Linked DNA regions of Homo sapiens: region 2 is linked to region 1. A link is an interaction called in ENCODE POLR2A ChIA-PET data of the cell type or tissue named here. Cell type or tissue: Caco-2. All regions are shown on one strand.

The links. ChIA-PET counts read pairs that join two places held together with the same protein. Peaks named below come from ENCODE experiments on the same cell type or tissue, not always from the same donor. Only the 100,000 strongest peaks of a DNase experiment are listed, where the experiment ranks them.
Region 2: POLR2A ChIA-PET joins it to region 1 with 8 read pairs; 2 of 35 experiments call an interaction of 5 or more read pairs at or near these places.

What each region holds. Positions count from the first base shown.
Region 1 is chr6:150,366,230-150,371,229 of GRCh38, forward strand. It overlaps IYD (iodotyrosine deiodinase), which reads left to right and starts at 2,783. Exons shown (of 5, transcript NM_203395.3): 1 at 2,783-2,980. The coding sequence starts at 2,803. In Caco-2, no CTCF peak of the experiment used is centred here; a DNase peak (open chromatin) is centred at 2,732; H3K4me3 peaks cover 320 bases.
Region 2 is chr6:150,072,889-150,077,888 of GRCh38, forward strand. No RefSeq gene overlaps it. Among named protein-coding and RNA genes, the nearest start is that of ULBP3, 6.3 kb to the left of the region's middle. In Caco-2, no CTCF peak of the experiment used is centred here; no DNase peak of the experiment used is centred here.

The sequences.
Region 1 (5,000 bases):
GCCCTCCGTTCTATTTCTGGCCCCAAATGCAATGCCTTTTGCATGGATCCCAAAAAATATATTTTGAATGAATGAGTGAATGAATGAATGAAGGAATGCATGGTCATTTTGCTTTTCTTCTCTATCTTGAACCAAGCAATTCAGAGCAAGAATCTTTTCTTTCCCATTGCAAGTCACCAAACATGATGGAAAGCTGCCTTCTGGCATGGTTGTCCTTATGTTTCAGCTCCTCCGGGGCTCTCAGTGGCTTCAGAATCCCCTACAGACTCATTCTGCTGGGCACATGGTCTGAAACCCAAGAGACTCAGGCAATACTCAATTAGCCAGCCAGCTGCTGCATGCCACAGCTGTTAGCATTCCCTTCTGAGATGGGGGTGCCTCCCAGACTTCACCCACTAGTGCACTAAAACCAATTCCCACCACCCCATTTTTCCTGGGCTTAATCCTGTTCCTGACACTGATATGAATTGTGCTTTTGTAGTTACAGGCACCGAGGATCTTTCTGATTCTTCGAAGGTAAGGAGACACATGGGCTGAAACCGAGGCAGGCCTGGGACCTCCTAGGAGCAGAGGCAGTTGCCACCCATGGCCCTCACCTTGTCCTTCCCCTGAGCTGTGAGGCATTGCTGCCTTGCAGGCCTTGCTTCTCTCTGCACATTTGTCTTGCTCTTCTCTTGCTATGGAGTGGTTTCTTTATTCTGTGTTTTTAGTGGGATGTAAAGAGAAGCTGGGCCCCAACACAGGCTCTGCCATTTTCAGCTGCCTGCGTGGGGTTGGATCACATGGACTGGACATGTCCCCTCTGACACCCTTTCAGCAGGCACAGGGAGGGCACTTTCCTGTACAAAAGCTGTCGGCATGGCAGGCAGCACCACCAAATTCAATGGTCTGTGGAGGCCAGTGCTTCCATAATAAACTTTGTTTATTATCTTCTACAGAGTTCTCTGGAGTTAGAGAACCAATATGATATACATCTTAAAAAACAACTGTCTATCACAAAAAGGAGTATTACAATATATGATACAATAAAACCATCAAAATGAGTATTGAAATAAATAACACATATTCAATTTTTTAAATAGATAATATATTTACAACAGCTCAAAATACTTAAATTATGGAATAGTATTCAGTAGAAATTCTCTCACCCTTGTCCCCCATCTATCCAGTTTCCACACTCCCTCCAAAACAAGTAACCACTGTTTTTTTCACTGTTTATTTTGAAATAATATAGACTCACAAGAAATTGCAAAATTAATAAAGAGAATTCCTGATATAACCGCTCCTTAGAGTATGCTTTTCCAGGAAATACATATATAAGTTTGTATAAATGTATCATATTTTCCACTCTGTTTTATTCAAATGGCATCATGTTATACATACGTTTGCACCTTGATGCTAAAGACTGAATATGTCTTGGCAAAATTCATGTGTTGGAGCCCTAAGCCCCAGTACAATGGTATTTGGAGGTTGGGCCTTTGGGAGGTGAACAGGTGATGAGAGTGGAGCCCTCATTAATGAGATTAGTGGCCTTATAAGAAAAAAGATGATAGAGATGATCTGTTTCCACCATCCACTGTGTGAGGTTACAGCAAGAAGGCACCTGTTGGCAAACCAGGAGGGGAGCCCTCACCAGGAGCTGATTTGCCAGCACCTTAATTATGGACTTCTCAACCTCCAGAACTATGATAAATAAATGATAAATAAATTTCTTTCTTTCTTTCTTTCTTTCTTTCTTTCTTTCTTTCTTTCTTTCTTTCTTTTCTTTTCTTTTTCTTCTTCTTCTTCTTTCTTTCTTTTTTTTTTTTTAGAGGAACTTTCACTCTTGTCGCCCAGGCTGGAGTGCAATGGCACAATTTCGGCTCACTGCAACCTCCACCTCCTGGGTGGAGCTATTTTCCTGCCTCAGCCTCCTGAGTAGCTGTGTTTGCAGGCATGTACCACCAGGCCCAACTAATTTTTGTATTTTTAGTAGAGATGGGGTTTCATCATGTTGGCCAGGCTGGTCTCGAACTCCTGACCTCAAGTGATCTGCCCCTCTCAGCCTCCCAAAGTGCCGGGATTATAGGCATGAGCCACCATACCTGGCTGAGAAATAAATTTATATTGTTTAAGCCACCCGGTCCATAGTATTTTTGTTATTTCAGCCATAACTGACTAAGGCACTTTCTAAAACAGACAGACAAACTAACACATAAAAAGCCCTACTGAAGTAATTACATAATCAAGTTGTCACTTTAATTTTTTGTGTCACTTTTCCTGGATCAAAGTTTTTCTCTGATGCAAAACATGATATTCTCTTTACTCCATATATTGGCTCAGGTATCATAAAAAAAAAATCAAAACCCTAGGGCTGTTTTCACAAATATGCCATTTAAAATGCATGGTGCCAAACCTCTTTCCTGAACATTTTCTTCCAGCAGATCTGAGTTGGTGTGTGGAAATCTATTTAAAAAAAACAAAAACAAAAACAAGTTCTTCAGGTGATCTAGCTAGATCTAGCACATGCAAGTTCTTACTCAGATTCTGGCAATTGTTGTCTAAGAATATATCGACAGAGTACATACTTTTAAAAAGTTAATGGACTGGTGTATAACCAAAGCCACAACACCCCACACATGTGACTGTGATCTTTGCTCCTTTGCAAAGTCCTCACAGAGTTGAAGAGTTCTGCACTTTGTTCCTTCCCTGGCACACCTGTGTCTGCATTCCTTCTATCTCCCGGCATTCTCCACTCCTGTCTCTGTGTGTTTAAAAACCGGTGTGGGAAGTGTGCACGCCTGTGACGTCAGACTCCAGACCATGTATTTCCTGACTCCCATCTTGGTAGCCATTCTCTGCATTTTGGTTGTGTGGATCTTTAAAAATGCCGACAGAAGCATGGAGAAAAAGAAGGGGGAGCCTAGAACCAGGGCCGAAGCTCGCCCCTGGGTGGATGAAGACTTAAAAGACAGCAGTGACCTGCACCAAGCAGAAGAAGGTAAAGACACCAGCTATGCTGCTTAGCTTCGCTGTCGTGTTGTGTTGATGATGAGTGTGAGTCAATGGCAGGGCTTATGGAGAGGAAGAAACACACACAGGCCAGCTTCAACATCAACCTCTATTGTGCTAATGAATCAGTGCTTGGCACAGACAGGTCATCTCTCTCCAGTGATGAGCTTGTCACCTGCTGGGACCAACCCTTTTTTATTTTTGATGCCCAGTGAAAAAGCTGTTGAGAGGCTGAAGTTTTCCCTGGCTACAATTCTGTTCTGGTTGTTAAAATCTTTCTGCAGGAATTCATCCCAGGCTGGCAGTGGGCAGGGACTAAGAGGCCAGGTTTTGATCAGGAACTTTGAAATCTACCAAGTGGCATCACCTAGGAGGCTGCTACCTTTCCCTGTGCCAGGCCCTGGAAGTGAAAGCCTGGGATGGCCTCTGTCCTCAACAAACTGAATGTCCAGTTCAGCTGCCAAGATGATACACTAGAATCAGAGAGAGTAACAAAGAGACAGACCCGGTGGAACTGATTCTAAGGTGTTTAGAGTAGGCCTGGGAGTTTGACGGTGCAGTCAGGGAAAGGACAAACCAGGCTGGGAGGATGAATAGGGTACAAATAGCAAGTGCTGGGAGGCCTGTCAGGCAACAAGGAGCCAAAGGAGCAGAAGCACCTGGAGGCCTGGGGCAGGGGTAAGAGAGGAAGTGGAGAATTGAGGGTGGAGGGAGAGGGTAAGAATGGAAGTAGAGAATTGAGGGCGGGAAGGTTATGGCCACCTTGAGAAGAAGAGGTGATGAAGGAGGCAGGTAGGAAGGGAGAGAGCGTGGAGGAAGCTTGAGCCATCTGTGTTTGAGAAGCTTTGTCTGGGATGGGTTCGATTTGGAAGAGGCTCTGTGATCTTCAGCTGGGCTAATGATGCCCCCATCCCCAAACAGAGGCCACCTGGACATGTGAGTGTGTGTGAGTGTATGTGTGTGAGAGTGTGTGTTTATGAATGTGCATGTGTGTGTGCGCGTGCGTGTGTGTGTGTGCATGAGAGTGGATGTGTGTGCGCGTGCATGTGAGTGTTCATTAATGTGCATGTGTGAGTGTGTGTGCATGAGTGTGTGTGCACGAGTGGGTGAGTGTGCGTGTGAGTGTGCACGTGTGTGCATGAGTGTGTGTGAGCATGCATGAGTTTGTGTGTGCATGCATGAATGTGTGTGTGCGTGCGCATGAGTGTGTTTGTGAGAGAGTGTGTGCATGAGTGTGTGTCCTAATCTCAGGACCGGGGCGCAGGGTGTCCAGCTGGCTCTCAGTGCTAACAGCCTGTAGTGCTGACTGCACCGTACAGGAGTCTAGCCTCTCAGCAGGGCTGCCTCTTGCTCTCCTACATTGAAACCTCTTCCACTCAGAACGTCAATTCTACCCAGCGGAGAAGCACTTCCCTTAATCCAGGGAACATCTGCTGTGAAGCTGGGTAATGGTTTGTGCTGGTAAGGATGGCCTGGATGGTGGGGGCAGGTGGGAATGCAGTGGAAGGCGTGGATCAGAGTAAAGTTAATGGAAGAGCAACAGGGTTTGCTAGTAAATTGGATATTGGGAAAAGGAGGAGAGAGGGAGAGTTGGAGACTGGAAGCTATCATAAGTGGGTGAGGGAATGAGGATCCAGCTTAAAGGGGAAGATGTTGAGTTCCATCGAGGACATGTTTGATTTCAGACGACAGTGACACACCTGAGCAGAAAAGGGAGACAGCAGTCTATGTTAGGGGCCCAGGCCACAGATACTGACTGGAGAGTCACCAGTATGGGGAAGATACTTGGAACCTGGAGAAATAATGAATCCACAAAGTGGGCATTGCTAGAGAGAAGGCTGAGGATAGAACTTGAGGGACACATGCGGTTAAGAGGAACTGTGGAAGAAAAATGTACTAGAGAAAGGGAGGAGCTGTGGGAAAGGGGGCTCTGGGATCATAACAGTAACAAGCCCTTATATATTAATAGCTCTTAATGTATGCAATCACAGCCACATATTATGTGTAGT
Region 2 (5,000 bases), 290 kb before region 1:
ATTATTTGATATTTTAAAATCCAACCTGGGAGTTTCAGTGATTTATGTGATAAGTTTAGTAGTTCACTTTTATTGTAATTACTACTGTTTAGGATTTAGCTCTGCCATCTTTTTTATTTATTATTTATTTATTTTTATTTATTTATTTTTTCTCTGTCGCCCAGGCTGTAGTGCAGTGGCACGGTCTCGGCTTGATGCAAGCTCCTCCTCCTGGGTTCATACCGTTCTCCTGCTTCAGCCTCCCGAGTAACTGGGACTATAGGCGCCCGCCACCACGCCCAGCTAGTTTTTTTTTTTTTTTTTTTTTTTTTTTTTGTATTTTTAGTAGAGACGAGGTTTCACCTTGTTAGCCAGGATGGTCTCAATCTCCTGACCTTGTGATCCACCCACCTCTGCCTCCCATAGTGCTGGGATTACAGGCATGAGCCACCGTGCCCAGCCTATCTATTTATTTTTTTTAAGATATGGGGTCTTCCTCTGTTGCCCAGGTTGGAGTGCAGCCGCGTGGTCATAGCTCACTGCAGCCTCTAACTCCTGGGCTCAGGCCATCTTACTGCCTCAGCCTCCGAGTAGCCAGGACTACAAGCATGCGCCACCCACTGGGCTAATTTTCTATATTTGTCTGTAGAGATGGGGTCTGCCTATATTGCCCAGGCTGGTCTTGAACTCCTGAGCTCAAGCGATCCTCCTGCCTTGGCCTCCCAAAGTGCAGGGATTACAGGCGTGAGCCACTGTGCCTGGTGCACATGTATTTATTGTGTTTTTTATTGCTGGCATTTCCCCTCCGTAACTGTGTTCTATTTAGTATACTGAGGGTTTTTTTTCTGTTGGTTTAAAAGTTATACATTCTAGTTTTCTTCTCAGGGTGGCTGCCCTTAACCTATGACTCATACCAATATGTGTCACATTTATTGGTATTATTGGTTTTGTTTTATTCCTAATTTTAGAAGTCTCAGCATGTTTTCCTATCCCTTTCGTGTGCCACCTCCAGCCCCATTTTCCTGATATCTTTCCTAGCTGTAATTCTCGGTTATTCTTAGCTACACTTCTTTGTTTCTGTGATCCTAACTTCACATTTCCCCTTGTTGTGAAATAACAGTAATCTGGAATAGATTCCTTAGTCACTTGTCCTCCTCGGTTCTCTTGTCGTATCTCCTGTGTTTCTCTCGCTATTGAGGTAACTTCCTCTAAACTATTTCCAACTTGGATCTTTAGGAGGCAAATATCCTTCAAGTTTTCTACGTTTTGAATATTTCTAATACACTGTGGTGGGCAGGATTCGGCAGCTGTCCCTTCAAGTTTCCTGTACCTTTCTAGAACAATATGTTCTAGAAAACACTGATGATAGGACAACTAACGGCTGTCTTAGCCTGTTTGTTTGAGCCTGGTGCATACCAGCGGCAGGAAAATCCAGTATTTTAAGCAAAGAAGGAATGCATATGAAAGTGGGAATGGAAATGGGAAAGGAAAGGGGACAAGGAAGAAGGGGATGGAGATAATAAGGGGTGAGGGCCTAGAGAAACCAGCTGCTCCTCGTCTAGGCACCGCTAGTCTAGGTACTGTGAGTCTAGGTACCACTAGTCTGGGCACTGAGAGTCTAGGTACCTCTAGTCTAGGCTCTGCACAGTCATAATTAAAGCTACTCATCAGTTGACCTTAAAATAGAGAGATTTTACTGGATTCTCTGAGTGGGCCCAGTGCCATTACATGAGCTCTAAAAAGCAGAGAATTTTCTCAGGCTGGAGCCAAGAAATATGCGTCTAATGTCAGAGAGATTCTAAGCATGAGAAGGATTCCATGCACTGTTGCTGGCTCTGAGATGTGGGGGCCATGAGCAAGACTGGAGAGGGGCCTCTGGGAGTTAGGGAAGGGCTGCAGCTGACAGCCTGCAGGGAAGCTGAGACCTCAGTCCCACAGGTCCAAGGACTGGATTCTGCCAGCAACCTGAGTGCACTTGGAAGCAGATACTTCCTAGAACCTCCCAATCAGAGCCCAGCGGGTGGACACCTTGACCTTGACCTTGAGGAACTGGGAGCAGAGAAACAAATCAAGCCATCTCAGACTTGCAACCTAGAGGACTGTGAAATAATAAAGATGTACAGATTTAAGCAGATAAGTATGTGGCAATTTGTTATAGCTGCAACAGAAAAGATATCTTCCTGTTTAAATGAGAATTTGACTGGATATAAAATTCTAGGCTGAAGTTCTTTTCCTTCATATTTTAGAAAGAATACTCCATTGTTATCTTGCAACCAGGGTTGCTGTTGTGTAGTCTGAGAGCCAAATGTTTCCTTCTTTCTTCCATTGTTTCTCTGGGGTAATATGGGGGAGGGAGCCAGAAGCCTGAGATTCTTTCCTGTCTTCATCCAGTGGATTTGTACCGTTCCAGGCTGTTAGTCACAGTCTCAAAGAGGTGGAGAATGGTTTCTAGTTTAACCTACCTTTTCATAGAAGCACTTGTAGATTGGACAAGTTTATTGGTTTTCTCTTATTCGACTACTGCTAGTCTTCTCTCCTTCTATCTTTTATAAATATTAAATTTATTGAGATGTAATTTACAGACAATACTCCTTTGTGAACATAGGAGCTTAAAGTCTCTTATCTTTGGGAGTATATTGAAACATGTAGGCATTTGGCCATATGATAAGGCATGTTCCCAAGCTATAAACATTAAACAGATGAATGATATTACTTCAGTCATGAATCATCTTACTAACATGCCAATTCTGTAGAAAATCACATTTCTAGCAGTGCTTGCTTCAGGTTTGCAGGAGAGAAAAACAACAATGTTTTCACTGGACATTGGCTTTTAGACAAAATGAATGCTAGAACTCTATTAAATTCATTTTTACTTCCTATCATTTCTATATTTTATAGATTTCATAAAATCGGCCCACAGTCTTAAATTTATGATAATTGTAATAGATATCTTAGTAAAATACCCAATCTCTTTCAGTTACTGGAAACACTTATAAATTCTAGGCTTTAACAACAAATAGCACATTGTAGAACAGCAGTGTCGTTTAAAAACTGAACTTAGTTGAGTTAATCAGACGTGACAGGATATTTTATGACCCTAACAGAAGCTTAATGAACAATGTTGAATAGATTTCAATACTTTTTATAATATATCTAAACTGTGTCAATTATGGTAACACTGCCTTTGAGAAGAAATCATCAGTTTTGGATTTAACATACAGGATGGCACCCTAGAAAATGTTAAAACGTCAGGAGAATTGTACCTTTAAGAGTGGAAATGAGTAATGAAAATACACATTACCAGAGTCACCTCCTGGGATGCCTGGACATTTACTTGGGATTTGAGCATTTTTCTGCCTAGAAACGGCAAAACTGACTGTTTAGCTGTAACTGGCAGGCACCACGTGCCATAGCAACAACAGAGCAAGAAAACCAGGAAAAGCTTTTGCTCAAAATAAAGTTATTTCAAATCTTGTTTTCAAAGCTTTTTTGCTGAGGTGCCTCTTCCACCCAAGAAACTAACAAAGAGCCACAGCAGCACCAATGATGACCAGCGAGAGCAGCACTGTGCATGTAAAATCCAGTAAAGCACTCTGCCCCGAGGATTCATCACTGCAGCTTTCCTAAGGGTTAGAATGTTTTCTACCTGACTGATCCGGGAATGTGCAAGCCAAAAAATTAACAAAAATGATCCCTGGCTTGTGGAGATCCACAGGCATTGAACAGAATCAAACATAATATCTCTGCAGAACACAACCTCACGTAGGCAACAGAGGTTTCCTGCAGTAAGAAAGCCATGCCACAAAAAGCTCAGAAACCTACAGAATGTGTCGAGTCAAACCACAGTAAGTGAGTGAGCCAATCCCACAGAGTAGGTTCGGCCCTGAAGAACTACAGATATTAGAACTACAAAGAAAATAGTAAAATATGTATCCTTAAATCATTAAAGACATAATAAAACACACTGCAAATATTGAGACATTGTCAAAAAAGACTAGTTGTATCTAAAATAGAAAAAACCAAGCAGCACTTACAGCAATGAAAAATATGTTAATTAAAATTTGAAACTCAACACACTGATGAAGCAGCATATTAAATAGAGGATGAAGTCACTGAACTGGATGGATCTGAAGAAATCATTCAAAATTTGGTAGAGAGAGAGTTTCATGCTGAAACTGCAAGAGAGAAGTGTAAAGATATGGATGTACAATGAAAAAGGCCAACCTGCCTCTAACTGGACTTCCAAAAGGAGAGCAGAAAATGAGGGAGAGGAAATTTTCAAAGAGCTAATGGCTAAGAACTTTTCAGATTTTATGAAAGACATAGATTCTCAATTTTAGGAAACATAACAAATCTCAATTAGAATAAATAAAAATAAATTCACTCCTAGGTGCATTGTGATGAAATTGCAGAATATCTTAAAGGTCGTCTTCAAGAAGAATATCTTTGAAGAGAACAACTTAAAAGAGAAAAATTTAAAAGCAACTGTTGATAAAATACAATCAATAGGAAAGACAATTTGATAACAGCCTCCTAGCCAGTTTTTAAAATTTGCAGCCATTGTCTCTCAAAATATGCCTTCTGTGTTGTCTTTTACCTGTGCTTTTAGGATTCCAATTAAATGTGGGGTGAACCATTCCATAGTGTCTGCCACAGCAGCTGTGGCTTCTGAATTTTACTGTCTCTTCTAAATTTTTCTACCCTTCGGTCTTCCTGTACTGCATTCCAAATGGTTTCTCTTGACCTGCCTTCCAGTTTACACTTCTCTTTTCAGCTCTGTCTAATTTGCTATTAAAGCCATCTGTTGAGTTCTTCATTCCAGTTATTTAGTTTTATACTTATAGATTATTCGATAGCCCATGTATCTTACATTTGAAGTAATGAATTTTTTTCTGTTGTTTTTTCATTTTTTTAAAGTTATTGAAACATAGTAAGCATAGTTATTTTTAAATCCCTGCCTGATAATTATTTTATTTTATTTTATTTTTGAGACAGAGTTTTGCTCTGTCTCCTGGGTGGCC